Linked DNA regions of Homo sapiens: region 2 is linked to region 1. The links are chromatin loops, found by intact Hi-C in ENCODE. Cell type or tissue: right lobe of liver. All regions are shown on one strand. Links, peaks and the distances in the headings refer to the core of each region. The heading gives the core; the rest is flanking DNA.

Region 1 (5,510 bases), core at 170-5,169:
CCTGAGTGTGCCTGTCAAAGGCAAGGGAGCTAGAAACATTTATAGCCCTGCACCCAACAGTCTAAGGTTCAGGGCTTACCTGGCACACCTAAATTCCCAAGGACCCCAGACTCTTGTGGGTAGGCAAAGTAGACCCTGGTAGTCAGAGGCAGCTGTTCTCAAAAGTGACAGAAGCCAGGCACATGGGAGTTGTTGTTCACAACACTTGGGCAGTGGCTGAATCTGCTACAAGTGACCTCAAGCAGTTGACTTAGTCCGTAAGACCCATGTGAAAAACGGGGATTATAATGTACCCTCTTCACAGGATTGATGTAAGATCAAATAAGATGATACATAAATGTAAAGCACCCTGACAATTACTGCTCAGACATGGTGAACTCTCACTAAATAATACTATGATTATGCCGAACAATGGCACAAATTTAACTTCTGGATCTGTAGCCTATTAAGTCAACCCACCTTTCTCCTGTCCCCATGAAAGGCATGGCTACTCCATCCTGAAGGACCCTTGCCTTGTCATCCTTGTTGGGGCTGAAATCCTGGTAGCCATCATCAATCTACCTGAGCTGGATGGGAAGTGAAACCATTTACCTGCTCTGAAGTGGAAGGAAACCCTCCCTGTGCAGGTGGCCCGGTTCCTGCTCCCTGAGCCCTTCAGCATGGCTGTTCCTACCTGCCAGTGTGGCTCCTTCAAAGGGTTCCATGCTGAGAGGCTGGCTGCTCATTTTGAAGATGTGGATACCACTCAGATATTTTTGGAACTTGACTTTAAAGCCTGTCTAGTTCATGGAACAGCAACGTCAATCACTTTTTACTGAGCATGTACTACGTGCCACACATTCTACCAAAGGCTTGCTAGGCAATAGTTACTTAATGTTCACAGTACCCTGGGAGGTAGGTGCCACTATCTCCATTTAAAGATTTCCCCTCAGGGATACTGAAGTTGGAGGTCTTAAGAAGCTTCCTTAAAGTCACACACTCAGGAAGAGGCATCTTGTCTACCTCCTTAGCCCACGTTTGGAGTCATGTGCAATTAATCCACTCACTCCTTAAACCTATGCATTCCCATTTGTGCGTATCGAATTTTATAATTATTTCTAATCTGCCTCTAAGATTTAATAGAGGTTAAGCTTTCTATGTGAGCTCACTCTTTCTTTCCTTCTTCTTCTCCTTCTTCCTCTTCCTCTTCCTCCTCTTCTTCTTCTTTTGTTGCTTTAATAAAAGTGTTTAAAATAGCAGTTACCAGAGCTGCTGTTTTCTCTGCCTCTTTCGCCACCAGCCCACTGCCCTCATCACTGATGTTTATCTCGTGAGACCTAGGCCCCAGTTCTTTGCATTTAGAGGAGACAGCCCACAGTCCTGCAGATCTGAGATCTTGCAGCCTTTTTGCAATGACTCTCAGTTCTTACATCTTACATGAGAGTCATAATCCTAGGTCAAAGGTCAGTTCTTACAACTTTCAGTGAGAGTCATAATCCTAGGTCAAAGGTTTTTGGACTCCTTCCTCTCTTAGAGCTCTTCTGCAAATGATTCTTATTTGTGCTCAGCCAAATGTGCCTGTCCTGAAGGAGACAGGTACAGGGAAAAGAACAATGACTGCTTCTGCCTTGCTTGGCCCCCTGGAAGTGCAAAAAAGCTTAAGGTGTCACCAGCTCTGCAGTCCACACCAGCCTCTTCCTTGCCAGTTAATGGCATCTGTTCACCAACCAGCAGCAACCAGCTCATACCTCAGCCATTCTCCTTTCTTTTCTGCATTCTGAACACCAAGTGCAGAGACTCTGCACTTTTTCCATCTTCTGCACATGATATTTTCACAATGTACCAAAGTTCATTGTGGGCAGAGACTGTGTCTTAGTAAACACTATAAGAAACAGTGTATAAAGCACCAAGACAAAATTAAAAAAAAAAAGAAAAAAGAAGAACTAAGATATGGGCCCTACCTATCTGGAAGCCAGGTTTGCTGACCAAAGAACTCCCCCTGTGCCAGAGAGACAAGTCAACAGTGATGCTTGTGGAATTCTCTGGTCCCACCATGTTCCTGATTATCCACAAGAATCCTCCCCTTCAGTAGCAGCTGTGGAAGGGGGCCCATGCTGCCATGTAACCTTGGATGAAGTTTGCTCTGGATTAAGGGGCTGTTCTGGAGATTTATCAACCTCACCCCCTTCCAAATGGAAAGTGTTTTTGAACTTGCCTTGCTTGAATTGCATTATTGTATTTAGGATGTGTTAGTGAGGACTGTTGTTACAATCAGGTTGCAAAATTATGAGGAGGAAACACAAGGCTTGACTGTTACAGAACCAGGGAGAAACAGATTCCACTGGAGATTGTGGACTCTGAGAAAAATGGTTAACAAGGTCATCTCTGGGTGTAGTCACACAGCTGTGACTGTGGGTGTCTCTCACGGGTAAGTGCATGTTTGCACTTTTAGATCTTGGTAAATGCAGGATCCTTTAAAAATGTGCTATGAGAAGAAGGATGTGTGAGCCTGGCAGGCACAGAAGTGGAATGAGTGCACAGGTTTCCTGGCCCGGTCTGCCTCGGCCACTTCCAAAGAAGTTGCCTTGCCCACAGAACAAAAATAGAACAATCAGCCTTTACCTTCAACAATTGAAACCAAGGATGCAGATGTCGCAGGTGACTGGTGTGAAGCCAGGAGCCTTGTTACAGAGGCCTGGGTGAGGTGAGCCAGCAGGGTAGGAGGGCCAGGGGAGGAGGGAGGAGAGGAGAGTGCTATTTGGCTTTCTGAGGGCCTTTTTTCCCTGTAGTGGTGGAGCTGCCTCTCTTCCTGCTGTTTTTCCTGGGCAGCTCCTTCCTTCCCATAAACTCCCCTTCCTGACCAGTAAGAGGGCTTCTGATTCTTGTAACCCCTGACTAGGGCAAATGCCGGCCAGCTTGACCTTCCAGGCTTTCTCCACCCTCTCCACCAAAGGCATGTCCATAAATGCTTCAAATTCCTGAGTGCAGGGACTGTGGTGCTTCACCCTCATCCTCGCCTCGCAGACTGTCCTGGGTCTGGCTCATAGCAGGAGTCCCATGGCTGGTGAACAAACCGTGACTCTCTGGAGCCACATCATTCTTCCTGTAAATCAGCTGCCACCTGACCAAGGCCCAGAATAGTCCAGGCCCATGTCATCCCGAGCACTCTTGTGTGGAAAACAATGAGCCACAGAGGTGCAGAGGCAGTTCACCCACTGCTGAGTGTGCTGAATTCTGGCCTCCGTTGAATGTGTGCTGATGACACATGCCATCTTTTAAAGCTTGTAGAGCCCCCTATTGTCCACAGGTACAAACACAAAGCATTCTGATCACCCTGCAAAGCAAAATGAACCCAGGAGTGGGTGTCATAACTGGATCCTAGAAGCAGAACTCCCCAGTGGGTGTGAGGACCAGTAGCCTCAGAATCTCCTGGGGGATTGGTAGAAATGCACATTCTTGGGCTTCCCCTGAGACCTGCTGGATCAGAATATGCATTTCAACAAGATCTGCTCCCACTTCATCCCCATTATTTACTTGCATGTTAAAGTCTGAGAGGTGCTCATTCAGAAACACATTCAGCTTCATAAACAATATTTCTAAAGTTCTAGATACTTTTCATGTTAAGAAGAAAGAGTAGCACCCCCATGCTCATGCCCATGACAGAAGGGGGTGCCATGTGGTCGTTCAGAGTGTGAGCCTGGCTTCAGAGCCCACTGCATGACCTGGGTGGCCTCCTAACTTCCCTTAGATTCAGTTTCCTTATCTGTAAAATGAAAATAAAAGCAGGAACTACCCCAGAAAACTGCTGTAGGGATTAAATGAGAATATACATATTTAAATAGCTTAGGACTAGGTCCTTACTACATGTGCGCTACTATTATTTTGCATCATCAAAATAGTTGCCATTTAGTAAGTGTTTGCTGTGTGTTAAATACTGTGCTAAGCACTTCATACCACACATGGAGGTATTATTGTCTTCCTACTGAAGAGGAAACAGAAGGTCAGAGTGGATCAGGATCTTGGACTGAGATCTTGGCTCTCGAAGGCTAGCCGTGCTCTTACCCCCTAAGTCATGTCACCTGTTGAGGTCTATGGTATAGCTACAAAGGGGCCAACCAAAGAGGGAACCCATTTCTGTATGTTACGTTAAGACACAATGTGACACAAAGTAACTCACAAATTGCCTGTGTATATCCTTTGCCAGTTTTTATTTCCTCTTTGCTTTGTATTATTCCATCCATGTGAAACACCATCAACAATGCCAGGCCCTTTGTAAGTATTCAATAAATATTAGCCATTATTTGGAGGAGTTCTCTATGTATTCTTTATACCAATCCGTTTTCAGTTACATCCATTTCAAATATCTTCTCCCAGTATGTGGCTTATCATTTTTTACATAGTGTTTATTGCACAAAGGCTTTAAATTCTAATATTGCCAGATTTATCCTTTTTTTTTTAAGGTTTGTGTTTTGCATGTCTTAATTAAGAAATTTTTACCCCATGGTCATAAAGATACTTTTCTATGTTATCATCTAATGTTTTAAAATGTTACTTTTCTCATTTAAGTCTGTTTTTAAAAGCACCCCCGCCGCCACCCTTTCAAATGTGTTTGGAATATGTCCTTACATATGTATATAATCTTGTAAAATACATACATCTGCCTTGTGTCTGTTTTTAATTTACATAATGGAATTTTGCTACAAATCTCATTCCGTTTCCTACTTTTCCTACGCCACATGTTGCTCTATAGATTCTGTGTTTGCTTCTAAGTGCATTGTCACAGTTTACTTATCCATTTCCCTACTGAAAGATACCAGACTGCCTCCAACTCCCCAACAGAAAAACAGTGCAATATACCACCTGGTACTTTGTGAGAACTTCCATGGGACTGATGTGCTCAGGGTGGATTTGTTAGGTGTTGAAGCCAGTCAATGGATTCTGAATTTTGTTAAATGTTGTCAGAAAGATCTCCAGAGAGGTGGTTCCACCTTATATCTCCTAGCAGTATAGGTCCTCACTTACCCACATTTCTAACTTTTGCCCTTCCTGTGGATAGAAGAGCACATCTCATTTGAATTTCAATTCCTCAGATCACTGCTGATCTGGAGCTTCTCCTCCCATACTTGTTGGCCATTTGGTCACTTCTCCTGTGCATTGCCTGATGACCACTCTCTATTTCCTGTTGAATTTTTGTCATTGTTGATTTGTAGTAGACACATACTTGACAGTCTAGATAGTCATCCTTGGATTTTTGATGCTGCTGATACCTCCTCACTGTTTCATATTAGCTAAGAATTTCTTTCTGTGTCCTTCACTAAACAAACATGCCATACACACACACACACACACACACACACACACACACACACACAGTCAAAACTGTTAGCCGAGCACATACTATGTGCTGACACCACTAGGTACTTGTCTTAGTTTGGGTCCTTGTGAAGCTAATCTTGAGGCAAAGATATTGGTGTAAGTGGTTTATGTGGGCAGTGAAAGTAACACCTTAGGGAAGTGGGGAAGTGACCTAC
Region 2 (5,510 bases), core at 202-5,201, 450 kb after region 1:
TCACTGTGGCCCTGGGGTTGTTTTCCTAGGATTGCAGAATTGAGGAACCAAGAAAGACGACCAGATACAAGGATGCTTATTCTAATCCATTTCTTAGTCTCGTCATATAGTGGAAGGCAAGGGCCATGGTGGTCAACAGTATACACAAAATATCCACACATGTTTTATTTGCTGAAGAGGTGATTCATATTTGTAAGAGCATTGAAAAGATCCAAAACCCCCAAAGATGAAACAATCTGATGGTATGAAATGAAATAAAATTTCAGTCATTGACAGATGCCTAAATACTTTTTTTTTTTTTTTTTTTTGGAGACGGAGTTTCACTCGTCACCCAGGCTGGAGTACAGTGGCATGAACTTGGCTCACTGCAACCTCCGCCTCCCAGGTTCAAGTAATTCTCTTGGTCAACCTCCCGAGTAGCTGGGATTACAGGTGCCCATCACCACGCCAGGCTAATTTTTGTATTTTTAGTAGAGACGGAGTTTCACCATGTTGGCCAGGCTGGTCTCAAACTCCTGACCTCAGGTGACCCACCCACCTCGGCCTCCCAAAATGCTGGGATTACAGGCGTTAGCCACCATGCCCGGCCTACCTTTTAAGTTCTCAAAATGTAGTCTCATGTTCTATAAATTCCGATAATATCTAAGGGAGTCATAGGCAAACTGCTGATAAAGTGACTAGATTGCTGACTAGCCATGAAATATAGCAGCCTGCCCACTGGATGGGAGAAAGGAACATGACTTTGTATTCTCTGGCATTGGCTGCCAGATCTCACTGAGGGCATCCTCCAGGACACAGTAACTGCTGGTATGTGAGCACTTCCACTCAGCAAGTGTCTTTATCCTGGAGGTTTCCTGTGGAACCAAAGAAGTGGTGTGGGTGCTACTGGCAGAAGAGAGGAATAAGGGGGAAAGAGAACAAAGGAAGAGGTGAATATGCAACCTACTTCTGGGGTATGCTTGGTTACAAATCCATCTTTCATCAGGCTTTCAGCATCTTAGGGGTGAGATGGTCTTGATTTCATAGCTCCAGGCTTTCCCACAAAATATGTGTTCAGTAAATGAGCTAACCAGTGCATAACGAATTGAGCTAACCAGTGTATCAGTAACTTACCAGTTCTCTACTCCACAGATGGGCAATTCCAGTTTTGCCAAGCCTCAAAGTTCACTCAACTTAGTCTTGACCTAAATGGAATATACAGGCCCTGCAACTCTATTTCAAGATTGACATAACCACAGCTAAGAACTTTAAGTCCACCCTTTGGTGGACAGATCTCCAATAAACTCAACCTTAAAACCAGAGACCCTAACATTGTACCTTTTAAGTAGGAGATGAAGGTAAAAATTGGCTTCTATTTTATGTGCTGTAGTAGTAATCCAACATCTTCCCATAATTAGTTTTAGAAATATAGTGACTATGTATATACAAAAATAGATATATAACACTACTTAGGAAAACATTGTTCTAGAGGAATGCAGTGAAAAGAATTTGAGTCTGAATGATTCAAATCTCTATGACCCTTAACTGAGAACACATTTCAGACAGGGTTATAACAATTAAATAAACTGTATCTAACATATTACTGGCACAGAATAGGTAGTAAGCAAAGAGTTCCCCTCCATAACCTGCCTCTGATAGTCTTACTCTAGCTACTCAGAATGGCCTTTTGAAGAGCTACAGCCATCTAGAAAAAGATACCAAGGAGTCTATCCAATAAAAAAGGAAGTGTGGGAACCCCTGTCATTACTAGTTCCATATTACAGAAAATTGGATGGAGAAAAACTGTACAGCTCACACATAATGCTTCACTGTCTTCAGGAATGCATAATTCATAAGGTTATAATTAAGAGATGGAGGGAGAGTGAATTTCCCCATGGAGGTGCCACTCAATGCTCTAACTTTAAGTGTGCCAACTGGCTCTTGGAGACCAATACCAATAACATGGTCAGATGCTTTCTGCCAAAAGCAACAATTTAATCAACATGGAAGGACAGACCAACCTGGGTACTTCCACCAACACAGTCTCTGGGATTGCAAAAGAGTCTTGTAGGGTTTTCTGAACCTGTTCCAGGTGGAGACAAGAGAGATAGATGGAGCCACAGCTGGAGAATGGCCAGAAGGAAATGACTACTTCCGAAAATGGAAAGACTGGAAAAATAAACTGGTGACTTGGGCCCCTGCTAGCTCCATCTGTGCACGAAGCAACTGATTGTTCAAGAACACAAGAGCACCCACACTAAGTATTGGAAATACCAAAAAGGATCACTGTTCCCAGGGTCCAGGCTAGCAACCACCTGAAGGAAGATGTGAAGTAGACACACTGACCCATTTGGTGAACTCACCACAGCTGTCTCTGCCATAGGAAAGTGGATTAGATGGGACAAGCAATATGATTAATATCAGTCCAGTCTCCCATACAGCCCTACCATTAACTGGTTATGGAAAATTTCAATATCTCAGTTTTAACCATATAGTCTATAAGGGGAAAGTGTTACTCTTACCATTTTGTGGGGGTAAGAGTGTGGGGGTAAGTACTCTTACCATTTGAAGAGTGGAAGGATAGACCAAATTACTAAGCTCCTTTCATTTCAATTTCTCTCCAGCATTTCAGCCACCCGGCTGGTGAAGACCTTCAAATGCCAAAGAATCCACATCTTATTTCTAACCAACAGTTTTCAAGTACCTACTTCCCACAAGGCATTGAGTTAATTCAGTGCAAGTCACAAGAACACATGACCTGTTCTTTACCATCAGTGTCTGGCCATCTGATAGAAGAATCACAGTGAGGAAATTAACTATAGCTCAGAAACTGAAAAATAATTCTCTTTATCAAAAGCCAAACTCAGCATTAAAGACTTTTGATCCACATCCCAAGCAGACATGGGAAAATCAAGTTCTCTGGCTGTTCATGCTCACCCGCTCTTCCCTAGGTTGGGTGCACCCTCATAAGACAACCCATCACTGAGGAGGAAGCACTAGGACATTTGCAGGTCAAAATCAATGAGGTTCCCTCCCTGGACATTTTCCTCAGGGCAGCATTGAGTTATCATGGAAGGGAATAAGAAACAACCAGTGAGGTCTTGACGTGTAGACAGAACTTCTAGGTAGACTTGCATTATGCACAGTGCCGTTTTGTTCTTGGTGCTTTGGCAGGCTACATTGATGACTTAAGCTGGGTAACCAATGAGGGAAGTATTCCAGGCTAATAAGAAGTAGCTTGTAAAAAGGGCTAACAAACCAGAACAGGCACCTGAGGCAGCATTATCCTTTGTTCAGCACTGCTCGCACTTGACGAACTCAGACCTGGCTTGTGCCGGGTAAATTACAGCCACAAAAAAGAACTGAGACAACACCTGAACTGAGTTAAGAACAAACCCAGGAACTTGTTATCAACTAAAATAAGATCTATCTGGCCTCTTCATAGCTACAGCCAACATTTAAATGACTGGGTAGTGTTGCCATAATGATTCAATTATTACCATTTTAGACTGGCCTGTCCTTTGAAGGGGCAACAAGGCAGTTCCTGGGAGCCCCACATGGTCCTACACTTTATTCCTTTTTTTCTGATCATCACAGTTCAAATTTCCAAATCTAACCAAAGCCTGAAGGTTCCATGAAATATGCCAATAGCCCAGCCTCCTTTCTATTGCCCTTATCTTGGGCAGGCTACATGGGTTAAATTGCCCCAGGCCTTACACCCTTCTAGGAATAGCCCCATTTTTAGATGCAAGAGTCTCTCTACTTAGGAATTTAAAACAAAACTAAAGTTCGACCTATCAGTAACTTTAGAAAAACTTGAAGCTAAAATTGAAAAGAATTGCTTGAAACCAAAATGGAATTCACTGAGATTCTAAAGACTCTCCACTTTAGAATTACAGGCCCCTAAAGTGTGTTCCTCAGACACCCCACCAAAACAACAGCAGCTGACTCAATCCTGTTCTCACTGCTCCTAGCTGCACAGAAAGCCATGGCTCTTCAGAGCAAAGGTTGGATAGATGAAGCAGTAGCTTGGAGACCTTACCTTCCAGAGAGCGCAGTAAGTGTACAGAGGACTTTACCTCTATCAATACAGGCAGACACGAAGCTGACCTTTGTTCTCCTCCTCTCCTGGAGACTTGGCTCTTCCTATAGACCCGTTTGCTCATAAGGGGCTCAAATTCCAGAGGTCAGAAAGCTCTCATCACAGCTACCCAAGAAGCAGGTTTCACAAAGGACTCTAGACACAGACTGACTCCCACTCTGTCTGCGAGGGCAGAGGTTGCTGGCCTAGAGCTTTTATGGCCTGTGCCTGGGCCTCCTGCTCAGGTGAAAACTGTGATTCCACTCAGCTGCCTTATATGAGTGAGGCTTCAATCAACACTTCTTATGCCTACAAAGAGTATGCTAGGTAGGTTCTTCAAAAAACTTGGGGTGGCTATGTTTTTCTGGAAATACAGGGTCATTCCCCAGAGTCTGATGTGTCATTGGGAGAAGTTACTGCCCAAACAGCATTTGGAAGCATGGGTGTCAGACCAGGGCCACAACTACGCCCAATGTCATGCTCAGGGTTAGGTTCCAGCCCATGCTGAGGTCCGAAGGGAGTGGGTAGTAGATGGGCAGATAACTGAAAGAACACTCAGGGGGCCATAGGCAGGTGAATATGGTTTTATTCAGCAGCTCTCTCATCAGCAGCTCTCTCACACTAGCTCTTTACACTGTTTGCCTTTATCTCGACTGTCTGCTCCGGCTCCGTGGCTCCTCTCAGCAGCTGGCTCCCACGCACAGCTGCACAGCCAGCCTGCAAGGCCAGCTCTAGGGTTAGCAACTTAACTCCTTCCATTTGGGCACAAGCCAAGCCGTATCCTGGCTCCCCTGTGTCCATCTCCTAGACGTTCATTCTCCCTTACAGTGGTCAGTAGCTTTACTCTCTGGGCACCAGCACCTGCACAAGAGCCATGTTGAGCCATGCCCAGGAGCCACGTTGAGCCCAGCCCAAAAGCCATGTTTAGCTCTTGGGCTGATGCTGATGTACAGCATCAGCAGGGCAGTTATACCTTTTCCAAACAATAGTGACTCCGAGTCAACTATGAACTTACACAACAGGTTATATAACAAGTGGAATATGCACTTACACCCTAAACTCACTGAGTCACTCTGGCCTGGATGTCTGCCTTGGCCTATTCCTTGACCAAAGTACATCCGTATACCTTACAATGGGTTAAGTAGGTGGCTGTCATTATACATGGGTCACCCCTGGGAGCTTAGTAAGGTGCAAGTTCCTGGGCCCCATCCCAAGAGATTCTGGGTCAGTGGTCTGTGAATCTACATTTGTATCAAGCACACAGCTGATAACAACGTAAATGCTCCATGACCTACACACCAGATGGAGCATCATGCAAATCCTTAGCCAGTAGCCCAAGTCCTGTGTATCTTAGGTGGGTCTTGCATTTCCAAGGGTATTTCTTCCATGACTCAATAAAACAGGCTGTCTGCTATATGATTTATGTGGGATACCACTGTACATTCAAATG

The links. Hi-C counts contacts between places; a loop is a spot of excess contacts. Peaks named below come from ENCODE experiments on the same cell type or tissue, not always from the same donor. Only the 100,000 strongest peaks of a DNase experiment are listed, where the experiment ranks them.
Region 2: it touches region 1 in a loop (2.7-fold over the local background); 37 of 110 quality-filtered maps call a loop at or near these places.

What each region holds. Positions count from the first base shown.
Region 1 is chr3:43,756,414-43,761,923 of GRCh38, forward strand. No RefSeq gene overlaps it. Among named protein-coding and RNA genes, the nearest start is that of ABHD5, 68 kb to the left of the region's middle. In right lobe of liver, for the core only: a CTCF peak has its summit at 3,271 (motif pointing left); no DNase peak of the experiment used is centred there; H3K27ac peaks cover 775 bases.
Region 2 is chr3:44,202,311-44,207,820 of GRCh38, forward strand. No RefSeq gene overlaps it. Among named protein-coding and RNA genes, the nearest start is that of TOPAZ1, 37 kb to the right of the region's middle. In right lobe of liver, for the core only: no CTCF peak of the experiment used is centred there; no DNase peak of the experiment used is centred there.